2 separate regions of the Homo sapiens genome follow, and region 1 is linked to region 2. Evidence: chromatin loops called from intact Hi-C (ENCODE). Cell type or tissue: dorsolateral prefrontal cortex. All regions are shown on one strand. Links, peaks and the distances in the headings refer to the core of each region. The heading gives the core; the rest is flanking DNA.

Region 1 (10,312 bases), core at 1,402-9,401, 220 kb after region 2:
AAGCTCATTATCCTAAGCGAATTAACGCAGGAACAGAAAACCAAATACAGCATGTTCTCATGTATAAGTGGAAGCTAAAGATTGGGTACACATTAATATAAAGATGGCAACAATGGATACTGGGGGACACTAGAGGGGGGAGAAAGGCGGGGCAGAAGGGCTGAGAAACTACTGGGTGCCATGCTCACTACCTGGGTGACGGGATGCATTGTACCCCAGACCTCAGCATCACACAATGTACCCATATAGCAACCCTGCACATGTACCCCCTGAAGCTAAAATAAAAGTTGAAAAATTATTTTTTAAAAATCAGAAGCTGAGAGGAGACTCTCAGGGAGCCAGCAGAAGCAGCCACAGCAGCCCTTATCACCAGGCACAGTCAACAGGAGCCCGTTGATGGCATCAACTGGCCGGGGGAGGCCCCCACGCCCACCCCAGGTGGGCCAGATGGCTTCCCGCACAGCCCACCTTCCTGAGGGGGCTTCCATCCATGTTTGCCTTCTTTTGGGAAAAAAAAAAAGTGAGGGGGATTTCAGAAAACTGGACTGTGTTTCCTAGCATCTCTATTCTGAAGATGCATTTTCTTTTGTATTTCCTGATTTCTTCATTTATTTCCACCCCAACCCCTCCAACACACATGTACATTACAAACTCACCAGTCTATCCTGGATAGTACAATTGTGGATGAAAAGGAAATCATCTCAGAACAAGTATTTCTAACAGGCAGCACCCTTCCCCAGCACACACAGACAGACAGACACACACACACACACACATCACCACCACCACCATCACCAGCACAACCTAGGGGGCCACTCCCTGGCTTAGCGCATTCTGACCACACACATTATCTGCTCACTCCTCTAAGGACGTTCAATGCCACCAAGGGGACCATCACGGCAGCCTGAAGAGTCTAGACCTGAACAACCAATCCCTCTCCTTGGCAAAAGGCCTCCCTTCCAACTCCCGAGCAGGTACCACATGAAGCACACAGGTGAGCCCAACCAGGCAGACAGAGACCTCCCTCCCACTCCTCCCCATTGGCCCTGCTCCCTTCCCTCCAACTCCTCCACAGCCTCAGCCCAGACCCTGCCCTGGCACATTCTGGAGAAGGTGCCAGTGTGCACAGCAGGTGTGAGTTCAGAGGAAGCCCCTCCACTCACAAGGCCCCACTAGTAGCAATGCAAGCGAGTTTGTGCCCTGCTTTTAGATTCCAAAATCCAGCCTTCACAGCCTGAGAGATGCCACCTGACCACCCCTGTCCTTCCAGCCGAAATCTAAGGCCTCACTTGGAGATAGGCTGAGGCAGGGCTGAGCACTGGCCTGCCCTAGGTCCTGGCAGACAGGCCATGGAAGAGGCTTCTCTCCTTCATATGGACAAATGTTGACCTGCAGAAAACTCACTTGTTTTTAAATTTGCATCAAGTCTCACTTTAAATAATGTTGAGAACAAAATGCAAGCTGATATTTCAGCTTACTTAAAAGGCTTATTAAAAACACTAAATCCAAAGATGTTAAAAAGCTATAATTGTCCTCATTCAGCCTGGAAAAATAAATCTATTTGCTTTCTTCTTTTATGATACTCTTCTTATAAAAAAAAAAAAAAAGTTCATCTATATTCTCATGAGTATCATTGCTGTCTTTCTTCCCCCTCCATTCAAGGCACTTTAAAAACACCTGTGCCATTCACAGCCAACTTTTGAGCAAAAGGCAACCACATTTGGGGAAGGCTGTTTAATTCTGATTTCCTGATGCCAGAGATAAGCTTCTCTTGCTCAAAAGTAAGATGGAGTTCAGAGTTCACTTGAATGGGCTCGTGGAGCTGATGGAAATTTCTTTGGTTACCTAAGGCAAAGCAAACAAACCTAATCATTCAGCTCTTTGGGGTTCAGTGGGCAATGATTCCACATCTCAGCACTGCCTTCAGTACCCTATGGGCAACTGTGGGAAGTCGGGCGGCACCTTCTAGCTGCCTCTCTGTCCTCTCCCATAATGGGGGTTATTGGCCTCTGACTTGGACCAGAACAGCGTGACTGTCGCTCCCTGCCTGCCCTAAGTCTTCCGTGAAGACAGCCCGGCCAGCAGTTAAGTTGCTGAGTTGCGAAGATCTCCAGCCTGCTCAGAAGTTAACCACTCCAGGCACAGAACAAGATGGGCTTTCAGAGCTCTAGTCCAAAAGAATGCAAATTTATTGAAAGTGTTTTCTCCAGGTTCTCCATAATTACCATTTATGTCTCCAGGAACTGTTTCCCCAAACCCAGTTTAGGGTGAAAGCATTTTAGAGACTTTCCCTGCAGATGACATATGAGGTACTAACCTTTTTTCATATGCCCAGATGTTAAGTTCATTTTCATCACATTTATGTAAATTTCATTTGAACAGTAAATCAAAAGAAATCTTAAATCATTGTACACTAGTTAAAAATCAACACTAAATCCGGCTGACTTGCAGTGATATTAACATGAAGACACAGTTAAGGGGCTGAAGGTAGGAGGCAAGTCTTCCATGCAATGGTCTCAGAGTCCCTGCCATTGGTCACATGCAAATATCTCTGCCTGGTCACAATCGCACTTAAGTTTGACCAGATTAAGGGTCTTCTGGAAATGAAAGTCTTAAAAGTTTTCTAAACTTTGGGAAAACGGGTCCCTCAGCCCAGGGGCCTGTCATGTATGTCAGTGTCTGGGACTGAGGCAGACAAAGTCCACAGGCAGAGGCCCAGTGCTGAGACTTCTGGCAGCCGGGTTTCTCCTCAGTGGGGGGAAAAGTTAATTCCTAGGGCTCGGCGGTTCTGCATTTGTCAGGGAGCAGGACGTCAGTGCTATCATTACCAAGCAAATCAGCCAGGCGGTTAATGGTGGAATCAGGAGACATTTGCACTCCGCTATCAGAATGACATCATAACTAAAGCAGCCTTCAGCCAGAAGCCCTGGGCTCTCCCCGAGCAGAGGCCAGAGGGCTGCAGGGGCGACCCCCTGCGACTCCCTGGACTGAAAGCTGAGCCCCCCCCACCACCCGCAGCAGCTTTCAGGGTGGTGGGCGCAGCCCCAGGCAAGTTCCCAGGCTGGCCGGCAAACAAGAACTAGGGTTCTAGTCTTCCCCCAAGCAAATCGACTTTTCCCCTGGGTTCTGAACGCTGTAAATAATCATTATAATAATATTACATATTTTCAATAAAATTTGAGACACTGTGAAACCACTTTCCTTATCAGGCAAGGGTTGGTATTTTATAAATGCAGCTACATTTTCGCTATAGGATTGATGGCATTTCCAACAGAATTGTCAATCTCTCGGTGACCCTGTCTTTAGCAAAGAAGGTCTGCACTCTCCTTCAAGCAAAAGAAATAAATGATGCTGGGGGAAGGGGGACGAGCTAAGGAAAAAGCCCTTCCTGCTCTTGTTTTGGTTGCTTTTCTTTCTGTTTAAAAGCACAGCGCAAACACACACATACATACACGCACACGCAGACACAAACCTTAGAATAATGGGGGAAGCATTTGGCTACAGGCTTGCATTTACGGCGCGGCGCGACCAGCAGCCGGCCCCGCTCGCTCGCAGCTCTGCCCTCAGCGGCGGCCACTGGGACCGACTGCCCGCCCCCGACCCAGGCAAGATGCCCAACTGCGACCGCGCGCCCCCCAAGATCGCCTCCCGAGTCTCGCCACAGGTACACGCGTGGCCCAAACACTTCACCTGGCCCGAAAAGTCAGCAGACGGGGGAAAAAAAAAAAGTTGTGCGAGCAGCCAGCCGGGCAGTCCCGGAGCCCGCGGAGGCCGTCCTCCCGCCGCCCAGCCGCCCAGCCGCCCACACGCGAGGCCGGCCCGGGGCGGCGCGCAGCTCGCGGCACCTCGCTCCCGGCTTTGCGCGCTCACCCCGGGGCGCGCCGAGGCCACCGCAGGGCACTTACTTGGCACTTGCTTTTGAGTGTGCAGATCGTCGCGGTTTTCACTTGGGTTTTCAAACAAGTTTCAGGGAGAAAGAAGGAGGCAAAAAAAAAAAATCCAATTATGCAAATGGACTCCGGACTGGGAGGCGCGGGATGGATCTGACGCCGCTACTGTACGAGTTCTCGGAGCAGCCCCGGGCCGGGCAGATTTATGGGGGCGCGTCACGGCTACGCCAGGTCCCGCCGCCGGAGCATCTCGAAGTTAATTAAAGCGGTAATGTCCACTTTCCTGGCGACCCTCCGTGCGTGGGTTTACTATTTCACCATCAAACCCGACCCCGGCGGGGGCGGGGGCCCTGTCCCCACGCCTCTCCTTCCCTCTTCTGGCCGCCCCCCTCTTTTTCCTCTCTCCGTCTCTCACCCCTTTTTCCTCTCTTTCGTCTCTTTAAGTCGCCTGCCTTCCACTCAGTGAACAATGAACAAAGATGTGAGTGATGGGAAAAGATCGCCCCCCCTCCCAACCCCAGCAGAGAGCAAAGCCGGTCTTAAAGTAAAAATCCAGTTGCTAGTATCAAACTGGGAAAGAAAACAGCGCGTTCCCAGTCTCACCACCCCTTCCACACACACACACGCACGCACATACACACGCACGCACGCACACCCCACCCCAAGTTCACCTAAGCCCTGGCTGGAGACTGGGGCGTCAAGGTCAGGGCGCGCGGGGCTGCCCAACTCGCCGGGGACACCAGGGTTGGGGAACGGCGCGTGCTCTGGTCAGGCGTGCTTCCCGCGCCCATCCCCGCCGGTCCCCTCCGCCGGCCCCCTCCGCGCCTCTACACCGGCCGACCAGGCCCGGCGGCCCGCTCGGGCTGCCCGGCCGCCGGATGCGCTCAGCAAACGCGGCCCCTGTCGGATTTCTGCTAAATTGCACAGCGGCGGCGGCGGCGGCGGCGGCTGCCGGGAGAAGGCGCAGGAGGAACCGGAGGGCCGTACCGCGCGCTCGCTCACTCCGCCCCTCCCGCTCGCCCCTCGCCCCGGCCCCGCCGGCCGCCGGCTCCCACCCGCGCACACGACCCAGCCCCCAGGACGCACCGGGTGCCCGAGCCCCGCAGGCCGGGACACCTCGCAGCTGCCGTATTTTCTGCTAAAGTGAAAACGAAGGCGGCTGACAAATCACGTCTCCGGCGAGGCACCCGTTAGACATAACAATATCTGGCAAACAAAACCCGGCCGCCGCTGCCACCCGCACGCGGGGCTGAGACCCCGCCCTGCTCTTTCTCGGCCCCCAGCCCCTGGCCACTGCGTCCTCAACTCCAACGCTCCCCGCCCCCCAACATTCCAATCCTCCACCTAACTCGGGAACGGTGGACATGTTCTCCAACAGGCACACAGTAGGAACCACTCACAATACAGAAGTGAAAAGGGGGGGACTTAACTTTCCACCTGTCCCCAAAGAAAGCCCTGCCGGAGTTCACTCCGCAGAGTGAAGAGTGAGCAACACAGGTCTCTCTCTGCCCAGCCCTTTTTCTTTCTTTTTCCCTAACTTCCCCGCGTTTCGACCTTCCTCCACTTCACATACATCCGTCTATATGGAGATATCTATATTTTAAATTATTTGCAAAACTGCAACAGATGGGCGCGTCGAGATCTGGACACTTTCCTACTCATCAAAGGAAAGCTCTCCCCCAACCCTAACTTTTTTTTTTTTGCCTAAAATACACCCCGAGTCTCGCCTACGACTGTTTTCCTCAATTCATCTTCGAAAAATAATGTCTTGAAGCAAACAGAAAAAGGCTTATCAGCAAAGATCATTCCTACCCCAGTCATGCATCTGCGCTGGGGGGACGGGAGGCGTCCCCCCAGATTGCACTCTTCCCAGACGCCGCGCAAGCCCTGCCTCTCCTCTGCCTTCCAGAGCCCCCACGCCCGCACTTCCTCGCTCTGATTGGCCTCATTTCTCCAGCCTGGGACTGGCCGGCTCTTTTCCCTCCATAACCTGTTACTTATTTATTTATTTATTTCCTCTTTGGCCCCCGGCTGGGCCCCCAGGCCGAGGCCCGGCTGGGGCAGGTGCTGCGGGCGCCGCCTGCGCTTGCAGGCGCCACGGCCTTTCCTGGGGTCGCGGGTTCGGACCCTGGCACCTCAGCCCTGAAACCAACTCTCCGGCCTCAGCCTGGCCAGGCTCCCGGGGCACAGGAGGCCGATGCAATCACAAAATGGCAGATCTCAGCGGCTCTCGGCGCCCGCAAGTTTGACACATTGTAAGCATCAGCTAACTTTAATTGAAAAAAAAAAAAGGTTGCAAATTACCCTCTCTCCACGGGCGGAGGGGCCGGAACCCCGCAGTGAGCGCGGACCAGAGAAAGAGCGCAAGGCGAACCCCCGTCCCAGGCAGAGGAGAAAATGGGGAAAGTCACTTGAGCAGAAGTTTCCGCGGCCCCAGCCTACCCCCTCCCCTTTTTACTCCCCCCACCCCCCAGACCCTCTTGAAAGTTTCCCGGGGCCTGAGAGTGGCTCGCGGGCCGCTCGCGGGTGGGGGGCGCCGGCCGGGTCCCCGGAGCTGGACGCGGGGTCCCGATCGCGCGCCGGGCGCCAGGCCTCGGGACTCCTTTTCAAAGTAACGGTCCCGGGACCGCGGGCGGGGAGGCGGCGGCCCAGGCGCAGGTCCCGCTCGCCGCCGAAGTTCTCTAGCGCCATACGATGCCCGGCCGCAGCCGCCGGCTCGGTTTTCCTCTTCTTTCCCCCCACCCCCCACCCGCTGACAGCTTCTCTCGCCAACGTCACAGCCACGGATATTTAATTAGACCGTATTTTTTAATCGCGATGGGGCGAGAAGGAACCGGGCGGCAGGCCTCGCCGAGATGGGGAGGGGGAGGGGACGGGGGGGCCGCGCCAAGAGTCCAAACTCACTTTGCCACCTCCCGGACGCCGAAGCTGCCCCCCCACCCGCCGCCGCCCCCCCGCGCCGCGCCCCCCGCACCGCGCCGCGCCCCGCGATCCCCCCCCCACCTTTGTTTTCCTTACCTTAAACATTGAAACGCGGGCGTCAGGAGCAAACTCGGGCACGTAAACGGAGCGTTGTAAAAGATTGTGTTCAATGAATAATGAAACATGCCCACACGATTGACTTGATCATTTTCCGGGGCTGAGGGGGGACGGGCGCCCTGCTCGCGCGCCTCACTCGCCCACTCGGCAGAGCCCTGCGAACTGTTCCCAGCCCAGCCGGGGCAGGGCGGGCTCGATTTTCATCAGCCTCTTTTCAGAATCGCCCCGTTCATTGATACTCATCACCCAGCCCCAGCAGACATCCCCATCCCCGGCTCGGCCTCCCCCTATCTGGTAGGTGAAATGCATTGTACCATTAAAAACGCTCTCCATTGTCGCCCTGGCATAATTCACAGCAACTAGATAGGTCTTGCGGCATTTAGCTTTGATGAGCCAGAGACTGAACCCTTGATATAATAATCTACAAAGAATGGTGTGTGATCGTCCATTTTTTCTCTCTGTCTAGCAACTAAGAAACCATTTAACACAGCGCAGCTTGGTTCTGACCTTGAGCTCATGTAAACACACTTATTAAAATCTATCTATTCTCCAAGAGCTACATTCTGATTGTCAGACTCGTTACTGAGACATATATCAGCCCCTTCCTTGTCACTACTTTGCATTCCTGCCTTTGACTAAAGAATTTTTTATCCAGCCGAGAGGGAGAGAGAGACTGCCACGGAGAGAGAGGAGAGAGAGACGGAGAAGGGGCGAGGAAAAAGCGTAATTCTTACCTGCTCCTGAAACTATTTAAAGTCTGTTTCTTTTCTGGGAGGAAAAAAAAAAAAAAAAAAAAAAACTCCCGGGTGAATCTCGGTGGACAGCGGGACGCGAAGAATCAGTCACAGCCCGGGCGTTTAAGGGAGTCATCAGCGATCAAATGACGTTGATCCGCGCTGTAACCTTGTGGCGTATTTAATGTAAATAAGGCAGTTATGTTGCCAATCGCCGCGATACAAACGCGGAGAGGTCCTCAGCCTCGCCTCCCGCGCCTGCCATTAGAGGCGACTTTATTTACAGACACTATTTAGGAGATCATGATAATTCTAAAACAATACTAGTGCCAAATGATTATGAAAATATGATTTTAATTAATCACGTAGTAGGCAAGGAAATTAGCATACGGTAATTAAACTTCGAGAAAAACGTCACGCAGGTTCTCTGCCTTATGGGTGTAGAATAATCATCATGCGATGGGCTCCAGGACTTAATTATCAAACAAAATAACTTTTTTAAGGCAACTTTGCAAGGCGGGTCCTCTGGGCAAACGTTTCGGTAAATAATATAAGCAGAAGTAACAAGGTGGGGGTGTGAGTGGGGCATGAGGTTGGTTTTCTGGGAAGCTAGGAGGGGGGAAGAAGGAGGAAAAAGCTGGATAATGCAATTATGGATTCTCTGTCCTAGAGTTGACAAAAGCTGGTGCCTCAAAAAGCCTCTTTGTTATGGGATTATATAATGATCCTGGTGTCATTATGGGAAAAAAGATTCAGTAATAATAATAATAAAAGAAGTATCCAGATACACCAATGAGGGGCTTGTTTTAAAGAAAAGCCTCGCATGTGACACTGGGCATGTTAATAGCAAAGAGACAGGATCCAAAAGAGTTGACAAAAAAAAAAAAAAAAAGGATACAGGGAGGGAGAGCGAGGTGGGGGGAGAGAAAGAGAGAGAGAGGCCTGTGTTGCGCATGATTAAGAAGTGATGGAGACAGATTGATTATTCAAAACGCCAAGCCACAGGGGCACTTAAAACATTGATTCAGGTAAGACTTGCTCCAGCCTGCCCGAACTGAGCTCCCCCAAGATGACTGACGGGTTTTAAACCCGGGCATCACAAGACATCAAAAGCAAAGATACAGAAAAGGCATGCCACAGCCTCCCCATCACCACCCCTCTCCAGCTGAAGGAGTCATTCGGTGGCAAGCAACCAGTCCAAGAGTGAGGGGAGAGACACAGAAAACTTTGCGCTGGGAGGAGCGCTGGGTTAGCGTGCCGGCGTTGGAGACGGACGCGTCGCAGCTGCCCTGGGCGCTGGGCCTGGGCCCTCACCGCCGGTGGTCCTCTCCCCAGGCGCGCCGTCGGCGGGCACCGGGCCTTGCCGCTGCCAGCATCCTCGGACCCTGCCCTGAGAACCCAGCGCTCCTTGCTGCTGCTCTCTCTCCCTCTCTCTCTCTCTCTCTTCTCTCTCTCTCTCTCTCTCTCTCTCTCTCTCTCGCCAGGAGTGCACTGGAGGAGTGAGGAAATAATCACTTTCCTCCAACAAGCTAGTTCCAGGAGATTCTTAAAATCCGCTCAAATCTCTGCAGTGGTGTTTTTAAAAAATTCTCTGCCTACCCAAAAAAGTTTAGGAATTCAGCCCACATTTTCCAATCTGATGTGTCTGAAATTCTCTTTGAACAAATACCAAAATACAAGGGTTTTTTTTTTCTTGTATAGAAATTAGCATCGCAATCACATGAATGATATCACTATCTCTATGGGAATGATAGCCTGAGCGGTGGGGTGTTCTTTATTCCAATTCTTCGTGGATCAACTGATTATACTCCGTCGTCTTTTGAACCTGTTATTGTAAGTCAAGTGATTCTTTATAAGTGACAGAGCGGACAAAGAGGCGAGCAGGGCCGAGCAGGTCGAAAGGAAGTGACCATATGGACTTGGAGAAAAGGCACTTTCTCCCCTACAGAATGGGGGTCGCCTTTTAACCCTCGAGCCGCCGGCCTCGCCTGGGCCGTGGGAGGCACGGAGCCCGGCGCGCGTCCTGGCGTCGTTCTGGGGGTCCCTGGCGGTGTCTGGCCGGTCTGGGCCGGGCCCATGGCCTCCAGGCCAGGGGAGCCCCTTCCAGGCCTGGAGGCCCAAGGCTTCTGCGGCCTCGGAGCCCGTGCGTCTCGGGAGGGCCGCGCTCCCGGTGGCCCGGGGTGCTTCGCCTGGGGCGCGCTGCCGCGAGGGGGCTGCCACGGCTTTGCGTGGCCGGGCGGGGTGGGACCCACCGGGCAGAGACAGCGCGCTCATCGGAGGCCAAGCCCCGCCTGAGCCCCGCAGACGGCCGGGCAGGGGGCTCTCCGGCTCCCCCTGTCGGCGCCGACGCCCTCTGCATGCCTCCAGGACCTGAGCAAGCTGAGTGGGGGTCCCCGGGGAGACCTCCCGGCGCGGCCCTTGTTGGGAGTGGGAGGTGGAGGGTTCCAGAAAATGGACAGAGGCCCCTTATCCTCCAGATGCCGAAACTTGACGCCTACCTGCGTCTCATTAAAGTATAAAAGTTCCCCACTGGCTCCCCACCCACCAGCCCCACCCCACCAGGGGTGTTTTGTGGCCGCTTTCATAATTTGTGGCTCTCCTATGCTTTTCCCCGTATCCAGGATTTCTCGGGGTCCCCATCTTCCTCCC
Region 2 (10,312 bases), core at 1,321-9,320:
GGGTTTCGCTATATTGCCCAGGCTGGTCTCAAACTGCTGGGTTCAAGTGATCTGCCCACCTCGGCCTCCCAAAGTGTTGGAATACAGGCATGAGCCACTGGATCCAGCCAAGATAAATATTTAAGGTGATGAAGGTCCCAATTACCCTGATTCGATCTTTACACATTATATGAATGTATCAAATTAGCACAGGTACCCTAAAATCTATACATAAACTATGCATCGATAACAAAATATTTACTAGTTTAGTGAAAAAAAAAGTGTTCACAGTGATTATTCCTGAGTGGTGGTAGGCATACACATTTAATTTTTTTTATTTTTTATTTATCTGTATCTCTTAAATGTCCAAGATGAACAAGAATTACTTTATAGTAAGAAAAAAAGAATAGTGAAGTCATTGAACAACAACAGCATCATAAAGTCAGTGAACGGGACTCGTGGACGAGACCAAGTAGAAACTTTGTTTGTTTGTTTGTTTGTTTGTTTGTTTGTTTTTGAGATGGAGTTTTGCTCTTGTTGCCCAGGCTGGAGTGCAATGGCTTGATCTCGGCTCACCGCAACCTCCTCCTCCCGGATTCAAGCGATTCTCCTGCCTCAGCCTCCCGAGTAGCTGGGATTACAGGCGCCCACAACCAAGCCCGGTTAATTTTTGCATTTTTAGTAGAGACAAGGTTTTGCCATGTTGGCCAGGCTGGTCTCGAACTCCTGACCTCATGTGATCCACCTGCCTCGGCCTCCCAAAGTGCTGGGATTACAGGAGTGAGCCACCACACCCGGTCCCAAGTGGAAAGGTTTTGAAGGTCACTAAAAAGGACATTTCCGAGGGGTCTGGCCCCAGCCAGAGACGGACATGAACACTGCCAAGCCTTCTCTCTCAACAGGGATTATGATGCCACATAGCAGCTTTGCTGCAGGATCACTCCAATTTTTCAGGGCAAACTACTGAGTTTTTAAAAAATGAAATGAAACGAAAATAAAAACACATATTTTAGCAACAAATTTAAAAATATACATATTTAGCAATAAAGAGAAGCATGTATCTGTCTTGATCTTCAAGAAAACCACCACTGCATACACTTCATGTTGAACTCAACGTTAACATGTTGAACATGTTCCAGAATGCCTCTCAAGATGATTGAGGACAACTGAGAGTGTCCAAAAGCCACGATGACCACCACTGTGCTAAGAGTTTCTGGACATTACTTTAATGAAGAGAAGAGAGCACTGTGGCGCGATCCTGTTTCATCGTGCATCAAATGGTTTTGGAACTGAGGTCAGACAAAAGAAAAGAAACTAGCGTTGGCCAAAAGTCTAGTCCTACAAGTTGCCTCTGTAAAGGAAAGGACTGATTTCTCCGTGAAATGCCCTGGGCCCCATGGCACAGAGTAAAACTGAAAGGTTCCTAAAGGTAGACACTGCTTGCAAGAAAAGCTGGAAAATGACCCTGTCCTTTGGAAGCAAGTGAGGAGGTGTTAAAGCCAAGCCCGTCCTCATGCCCACATTGGAGGCAGCCTCCTGGCTGGGCACCGTTAAGGGGAGGGCCGGCCTCCCATGTGGTGTGGTGGGCAGCCAAGCCAAGGAGTCAGCTTGTGCTGTGCCTCTCGCTTCTCCCAGACACATGCCACATGTCACACAAAAACCCCAAGGCTCACAGCAACAAAGAGATGGGTCCCACAAGAAGCTAAGCCCTGGACAACTTTCTCTTGGGGGTGGTGGAAACAGGAGGCAAATGAATTCTGCCTGGACTGCTGCCCTTGCTTTCGGCATGGCCCCCGTTTTGCCCAGGCCCACCCATCAGGTAGCTGAAGATGGTGTTTGTTCAGACACGCATTGTTTTGGGACTCTGCAGTCTTTTTTGAAGATGTGGCTCAGGGAAAGGATGGTAGCAAATCTCTGTGCTTAGTTTGCCCTGTTTGTTGCAAGCTGAGCCGCTGAGTTCTAGATCCTGTCTCACAGGCACATTTCAGAGGCACAGCATTCATTTCTTATATTCTGCTAATCAGCCCTGCTATTACAGGGAAGGAACAGTCACTGACCAATCCCGGCTGGCGCCACCCCATCATACTCACAATATACAAGGACTTAGGTGAAGAGAGTAAGCAAAATGCAACACAAAACAAATAGATGGAAAATACAGCCCTAGTAAACCTAAACCAGACCTGGCTCGAGGATGAACCGAGGGCCCCACAGACAGCAAAGAGCCCACATGCACCCCGAGGTAGACCTGTCTTATCTACCTGGCTCCCAGGGAAACCCAGCCCGGCTCAGGTGCCTCAGTGAGCAGGTTCTGCCCAAGAAACAAGTCCCACAGCTCTGCCCAAGTCCTGTTCCCCTAAGTTCCTTTTGGGGGTGGGGGGGACACAGCTTTCTGAAAAGGGCTTTCCAGATGGCGCCTGGCTGCGGCAGTGCCAGACTCCACAGCTTAAGTAAATGTTGCCATCGCCCCATCCTGCCAGCAAAAGACAAGGGGGACCCATGGCCGCTCTCAGCTGCAGCAAAGCTCACTTCCTGGGGAGATCAGAGTCCCCCCACCACCTGCCCACCCCCCCGACACCATGCACCCCTCTTGGAGAGCCCCTTTCCTCTGCATTTGCAAGCCTCGCTCAGCCCCCGCCTCCTTCCTCCACATGCCAGCACCATCAACAAGGGTGGAGAGATGCACCCATCAGATGCCGACAGAGGAGAGGAAGACGAAGGGAGGTGAGACACCCAGAAGGGCAGCAAACAGGCCCAAGGGTCACAGATGGCAAAGGTTCCAGTCCAATCATCACGGATTTGGGAAGTGTGCACAAATCCAATCTCCTGATCTCTGCAGGTGTTTCTCCACCCCTGCCATCAATGCTCCAAAACAGCTCTACGGGTAAAGGAGTTAACTACTCACTCCCCTGACTTCCCAGGCTCAAAAGGCTTCCAAATGCTCCCTGCACAGTTCTTTCCCATGAAATTCACTGTCTCCATCTCTAGGTCTCCAAGTATACCCACGGTCTCTCTCTAGAACCAGTGGAATATCGAGGCCAGTATAACAGGCCTTGTTGAAGCCAGCCCTGTCCCCACCCCTTTGAGACATCAGGGCTACCTGCCAGAAACTTCTCAGGGAGAAGGGGCAGACGTGGGAAATGCACTGAGATGTAGAGGAAGAAAGTCTTACCTTACCCTTCCTGGGAACGCACTTCCTATGAACAGGACACAAAGCTTCAAACCAGAGAAAGAATTAGAAAGATAAGCAACCTGGCAGTGAAGGGATCTGGGCGGCCAGAAGGACCCCAATCTGCCCTCTATGCAGAGGCTGCCCCAGCTCTGCAGAAGTGGCCCCTGGCAGGGCTCACATAACACAGTGGGCATCATTTCCCAGCTACCTGAGTGCATGGTAAGCATGGGAGTGGGTAAGAGTCAGATCCTGGAAGCTCGTGATACCTGCTTCTGGCCAAACCATCAATCAAGGGACACCTTGTGGCTGTCTGCAAAGCAAATTACTAACTCCCACCCCAACACACCCAAGGTGGTGGTCAAGACCTGAGCCTGGAACCTCCCATTCGAGTCAATGGAAATCACGCAGCTAATGCTTCAAGCTCTGTTTTGAAAATTGACCGCTTAATTCCTTGCCTCATTGTAACCTGTCCTTAGCTAATCTATGTTTTCCTTATTTCCATTAAATTTAGGTTTAAATGAACTGTTCCGTCCCTTGCGCTAACATGCATAGGGAGGAGAGCTTCATGGAGCTCCTCAGAAGCTCCGTGGGCAGGAGTGTTGGAAACAGAAGGGCAGCCCAGGCAACAGCGGTGTCCATCCCACAGATGGGCCAAGTGAGGCCGCCAGAGAAACACATTTGAGTGACTCCGCGGCCTCGAATCTAATCCCTCACAAGCAAAACCATGTCCTGCCTGTTAAGTGCTGGAGCAGAGAGGGTGCTCTGCCTCTGCAATTTTATGCCACACATCTCTGATGTTACACTCCTAGTCTGAAGACTTTCAGAGCCTGTGCAAGTACCCTCTTTCTGAAATGCCAAGTGACGGTGGACTGGCATCAAGCAGCCCCGGAGAAGCGGGATTTATGGCTCCATGTAAAGGGGTCAGAAAGATGGTAAAAGCCCCGAAGTGTTACTGATTGTTCCCAAATCATCGCTCCTAAGCACGAGATGATACAAGTCTACCAAGTGAATGGGAAGTTTATAAAAAGAAACTGCTGGTAGGCATCCGGCTCCGGGGAAGGAGGAGGATGATGTGACAGCCGCACATGAACCAGCATCTGAGAGCAACGGCGATCCCGGCACGAGCAGGGCGTCCCAAGTGGACAGACCACCCTTGGGCCCCAGCGGAAAGGTGGCCGCCAGGGGAAGACACGGGGGCCTCTGACCCTGTGCCCCATCTGACATTCCCCAGGAGCCACCTGACCAGCCGGCTTATTCGCCTAGGCGGGCGGCCACCTCAGCTCTCGGCTCTCAGCTCAGGGGACGGGCCTTGGCCGGCGTCCGCCTGGGCACAGCTTCGGCACACACGAGCCGATCCTCCGTAAATCTCCGCAAACACGGCGGCCGCCTGCACACGCTTCCACGGCAGAGACCGAAGGGCTGCATATGGCGCTCGGCTTTCACAGCTGAGCTTTAAAAAAAGTGCAGCTTTTCATCTCACTGAACCAGTTCCCAAATTAGGAGGTGGGGAAGGAAGGCTGGAGTTGGGGTGGGCTGGGGGCAGAAAAATAAGGAAGCAGGGGACAGGGGGAGGCGTAGGGGGAACCTTTAAGGCTAAATGTGATTTTAAAAGGAATCTCAGACTATGATCTGTTCATAAGGTCCCTCTGGAAAATTAAATAATGTTGCCTATTTGTCATCCCCAAATTGACTAATTTCAAGTTCCTAATATCATTTTTAAAATGATTTTTTAAATATATAACAATGAAGGAGGCTATCTAAGAGGGCATCACTCACATGCTTGAGCCTGGGCTAAAAAAATTTTTAAGCATTATTTATAAATGGGATTATTGTTTTCCAAAGTTCTCCTCCACAAAGAGATTAGCTGCCACCATGCCCAGGGGGGTCTCCCCAAGTCCTTTTTAATTCCCTGCCTAGAGGTGGAAGGTGGTTGGACTGGAACAGGAGGAAGAAGCCTGCTCCGGCAGTTTTCCTGGAATTGCCTGGAAACTTTTACTTTCTGTTTCCTCTGCTGATAATGACTGTCTTCGGCTCTGCAGCCAGCTCCCCTCTCCCCCCCTCCAGCCCCCTGTTGCTGCAGCCTCCCCGAGCTCCGGTATAAAGTTTGGCTTTTGCAGCAGGAAGCAGCTGGGCCAAGCAACCAGCGAATGATAATGACCTCAGAAATCTGCTGTTCGCTCGGCAACAATAGGGTGCTCAGTCTACTGGAAAATTGTGTTCATCAGCTAACTCTGCTCAGTTACTAATTGACATTGCCAAATATTTTAAGAACAATTGGAATGCACAAGCAAAAAAAAAAAAAAAAATGAAGATCTTAATCCTCAAACTCAAATTTTTTTTCTTTTTCTTTTTCTTTTTCTTCTTTTGGGTGCCTGGATTTGTTTGTGTGTGGAGCAGGCACCGGTTATCGTGAACGGGGGCAGGGAGGGGGAGCCACATGAGAAAAAGAGGTGGAAAAGAAAGAAAATCTATCATATCACTATACACCCCATGTAAATGCGAAAGCGCCCCAGATAAAGGCCTTTGATGCTGTGGTCAATGGGATGGAGACCCAGCATTTCAGGAATGCAGCTCTAACAACAAAAGAAGACCTCGCAAGGCTTTTAGCCCAGCTGACCAAATAATCCTTGTCCATCTCAAAATATTATACCAGAAGTAGTAGGGGTTAACGATATTTTCATCTTCGCATCTCTCCCTGGCTTTCCATTGATCCTGTAACTTAGCCGACTTTATTTAATGAACAGAGGGTCAATGCATTCAATTACCCCCTTCCCACCATCAACACTTCAATTATCCCCACTCCAAAATTATGTGGAATTCAGAAGGTAACTGCCCTGTTGGATATAATGAACAGTATCATTTCTTAGTACATTAAGTTTTAATTATTCTGAGTGTGATTTCCAAAGCAAAATCTGAAGAAACAGAACTTTGGTTGTGTTCTGACTCAGAGCAAAGCGAGGATTCGAGCTCAGCCCTAGAGGAGGTTTTAGAGAAAGATGCAAAGATTAATGCCATAAGAGTGTTTGCATGCAAGCCAGAAATGAGGAGGCATCGAAACAGCCACCCCGCTTTCTAAATGCCATAAAAGTAAAATTAATAAGCTGCTGCTTTCCAAACAGTTTCTCTTTGCATTGTACACGGAGGCTACATTGAATGACATTGACCACGGTGTGAAATTACTGGTAAGTCAAATAAACAACAACAAAACAAAAATAAAACAAAGGGGGAAGATGGGGAAGTGATCTGTGTGACTAGTTTTGTCCATTTTCTGTTAGAAAATATGACCTCTCAATTTGTCAGAGGTCCTAGTTTTCGCAGTTGATCTTAAGCTTGGTTCTCAGCAGTTTGGAGAGCCAAAGAACAAACACATTTTCTGGTTCACTGGAATCATTTTCACATGTTCACTGATTCAAACATTCTTTTGCTCACATAACAAACAGCTGCATCCCACATTAGCCTAGCCAGTGACAGTCGCCCATCTCGGCAATAACTGTTTGATTGCAAACTTGACCCCTTCTTCATCTCGGTCTGAGCAAGACATTTTTAAACAGCCACTCCGTTCCCAATCCTTCTTTGCAAAGAATTACATCAGATAACAAAGGACGTCTCTGCCACTCATTGTAAGCCTTCTTCTAGAGATCTGTTCTAAGAGGCTCTGTAAAAAGGTTTTTTATGATGAATTCAGAACTACTATCATGTTAAGAGCAGCGATTTATAAAGAAGAATTCATTGGTTAAGATCTGAAAAAATAGTTTCTCAGGCCCTACTGACCCAGTTTTCAACAAAAAAAAGAATCAAGTGATGCAAATTAAGTTTTGCGACATTGTTATGCAGTCTGAGAAATTTGTAAAACCGTGTTTTGCAGTTATTTCTTAATAGAAGCCTTAATAAGTACTTCTTTCTTTACTTAAGGGCTTAAAGATTTTTTCTCTCTCTCTCCTTCACCTTGCAGGTTTCTCTTTAACAGGTAATAATAAAATACCCATTGTATCCAGATTTTTATTTAAATGCTTATTTTAATCGCACTTCTATACAAGTCAAACTTGTTGGAAATAAGAGGGAGGACTAACCAGATTTGGTTAAGAGTCCTAAATCCCAGGGAAACCTGAATGCCCCAGACGCACAGCTGATTCGGGTTGTATATTGGTATGCCCTCAATTCTCCTACTTAGTCAGAAAATTATGAAAGGGTCTAATTTGAATATGAAGAAAACAAAGAAGTCAACCAGAAATGAAAGAATCAGTATTCACAATTGTAAAATACTTCAATGAGGGGAAATAAAAGTGAGAAGATAACCACAACTCAAGTATAATTCTCTTTTGAGTCATGAGCACGGTTGGTTCTTTTTAAGCAAAATGGGTTTTTTCAACCAAGCACTGAGAGATAGGCAAGCAACAGAGATAGGAATAGCATGAGGCTATCACTTGGCCAGAAGGTGAGAAAAACACGGTAAACACGTCATTAATGAAGCTGAACATTTGGTGTCAGAATATTCTGCCGAGACCCTTACATTTCAGGAGGTCTGAGAGAGGGATGGAAATCTGTCAATGTTAACTCCATGTCACTCTAAAAACTTAGGGGAACCAGTTTGCTGTCTGCACCCTGTCCTGTAAAGGTCCTAATCCAGAATCAGAAACGACACATGCCAGAAGAGCAGACCTCATCCTAGGAGGCCAGAAAGAGCTCCTCCTGACATTGGGACACCTGGCACTTGGCTGCCTCTCAAGTAGGGATCTATCTTTACATGGTGAAAACCCTTCCCTCGAATCTTAGTATGTTCCATGTGACAGTCGCTCCAGGTAGTGTGACCTCACGCCTCCTTGGCACTCATGCTGCTGGTTAGACACTTCCTAAGTGTCTCATCCGTAATAAATCCCAAACAAGTCTAGGACTCCAGGAGTAGACAGTGTGTTTCATGGGTATTTAAGCAGCGGCATTAAGTGCTATCGGAATCTCTGGAATGTGCAGACCAGATTTATGTGTCTTAACAATTCTTTACTGGTTTGTAATAAGCCGGCAGAGTCCCACTTTATTTTAATACTAATTTTGTCCTAGAAGAAGAGTATGCTTAAGCAAGACTATAACAGCAAAGCTAAAACTGGCATCTACTTAATAAGTGCAGCAGTGAATTGCCTCCAAGATCGAAATAGGTATCTAAACCAAAGAGTGAGGGTGGGGGGGATCAAGAAAGAAGAAAAAACTTTTAAAAAATGACCCTCAACAGGGTGCTGCTACGTCTTTAACAGTGGGCAAGGCAGTGCCTCGAGGTGCCTCAAACTGTCTTTCATTTTCTAGACTTAATGGCTGATTGCAGAAATCAATGTTGCCATTAGTAACAGGGTATTTGTTATGGCATGATTTCCTCTGTTGTTAGGCTGCAGAATGATTACAGTATTAGCGAGGTGCTTTCTTTATAAAGGGCTAGAGATAACTTTCAATTTACTATCCATTAGTAAGGGGCTTTGGAAATATGGATGAAGGCAACGCCTTACCTGCTGTTAGGTGGTGATTTTAATTTAGCCGTCTGAGGCTAGCGTGTTTTGTTGTTGTTGTTGTTGTTGTTGTTGTTTTGGTTTTTTTTTTAAACTGGGCCAGGAAGCTTCATAATTTCACAGACATTTTGATGACAGATTTTCTGCTTTGCTATTTTAGACCCCAAAGCTGTATCAGCCGTGTAACACAGTACAATTTAAGACAGAACAGTCATGCGTCTGTGTTTCAAATGCCTGTACTTTTCCAAACCATCAGAGGAAAGTGGTGGGGCTCTTTAGGTCACACGGATCTGGCAGGTGAGCCACGTTGTAATTTTGGAAGGGGCCAGAAGATAGGTTTGGCTTGGGGAGGGAGACTGCGGTGCCTGCATGAGAGAATTATGGGAATACGCTAAGGGGGAGAGAAAGATGGTGAAGTTTGGAACTTACACATTCATACCCAGGGATAGAGCAGAATGCCAGCTCCTGAGTTCCAGAGACCAGATGATGGCCGACAGCGTCAGGCGGTGAAATGGGGTTGGACAATTGCAAGAAAAAGGTAGATTATGCCCACTGAAAAATGTACCACCTGGCCATCTCCCGCACAACTTTCTTTTTTCTTTCTTTCTTTCTTTCTTTTTTTTTTTTTTTTTTTTTTTTTTGAGACAGTGTCTCACTCTGTCGCTCAGGCTGGAGTGCAGTGGTGTGATCTTGGCTCACTGCAGCCTCCCCCTCCCGGGCTCAAGCGATTCTCCTGCCTTAGCCTCCCGAATAGCTAGGATTACAGGCATGCATCACCACATTTGCCTAAATTTTTGGATTTTTAGTAGAGATGGGGTTTCTCCATGTTGGCCAGGCTGGCCTCGAATCCCTGGCCTCAAGTGATCCACCGGCCTCGGGCGCCCAAAGTGCTGGGATTACAGGCGTGAGCCACCACACCCGGCCTCAACTTACTTTCTTGGTAGCCAGTGTTCAAGGGAAGGCCTAAGAGGTGAAAGGACGGCCCTTTCCCTCCAGTCAGGGGGGGAAAGAAAGGCATGGCCCAGTGTCCAACCCACCCCTGTCCTCAATCAAGACCCACTGGCCTTGGAACTGACTGGAGGCCTGGGAGCAGAACCAGGCAGCCCTGAGCAGGGCTGCTGTACAAGCTGCTTCTCCCCGCTTCTCAGCTAACCTACCTGAGGAGGATGGCGAGGAGGGGTGCGGGCTGTCCTCCTGGGCACTCCCGGTCTGGGAGAGGCCGCCTCCGACCCCGCTCTCCTCGGTGACGTTAGAGGAGCCCGGCGTGGTGGAGCGGCTCACCGACTGGGACTCCTGGTCACTGCCCGAGCCACGCCGCTCATCCAGGCCCACGTGCAGCCCATCCTCCTCGCCCTTGCGGTCCCGCTTGTGGACACGGGAGTGCACGACCACCTGGTGGTAAGTGCGGAACACCCGGCCGCAGTCGGGGCACTCGGTGGGCTTCTCCTTCATGTTCCCAGGACCCTGCAGGTTATACTCGAGAGTCTGGTTCAGCCCGTGTGACAAAAAATCCCGACTGCTTTCTAAAGGGTCGAGCTTACTTGGCAGGTCTCTCTGGCTGCCCACTTTAGTGCTGTGAACCAAATCAGCAGGCATTTTCTGCTTGGAGCCATCTGCTCCCACTAACACGTACTCCCGCTTCTCCTTATCAAACAGAACCCCGGCGTTTGCC

The links. A loop is a pair of places that touch in the nucleus more often than their neighbours do. Peaks named below come from ENCODE experiments on the same cell type or tissue, not always from the same donor. Only the 100,000 strongest peaks of a DNase experiment are listed, where the experiment ranks them.
Region 1: a loop joins it to region 2, with 9 times the contacts of the local background. A loop is called at or near these places in 2 of 110 quality-filtered maps.

The regions. Positions count from the first base shown.
Region 1 is chr19:30,222,267-30,232,578 of GRCh38, reverse strand. It overlaps a transcript of ZNF536 not described here. Among named protein-coding and RNA genes, the nearest start is that of ZNF536, 140 kb to the left of the region's middle. RefSeq lists silencers at 4,523-4,912, 9,905-10,064 and enhancers at 8,471-8,971, 8,972-9,472. In dorsolateral prefrontal cortex, for the core only: a CTCF peak has its summit at 4,798; DNase peaks (open chromatin) are centred at 4,108, 4,748, 5,173, 6,081 and 5 weaker places; H3K4me3 peaks cover 8,000 bases; H3K27ac peaks cover 7,831 bases; H3K27me3 peaks cover 6,507 bases.
Region 2 is chr19:30,445,218-30,455,529 of GRCh38, reverse strand. ZNF536 (zinc finger protein 536) reads right to left here. Exons shown (of 5, transcript NM_014717.3): 2 at 9,798-10,312. Among named protein-coding and RNA genes, the nearest start is that of ZNF536, 78 kb to the right of the region's middle. In dorsolateral prefrontal cortex, for the core only: no CTCF peak of the experiment used is centred there; DNase peaks (open chromatin) are centred at 4,377 and 5,269; H3K4me3 peaks cover 3,099 bases; H3K27ac peaks cover 6,387 bases; H3K27me3 peaks cover 2,089 bases.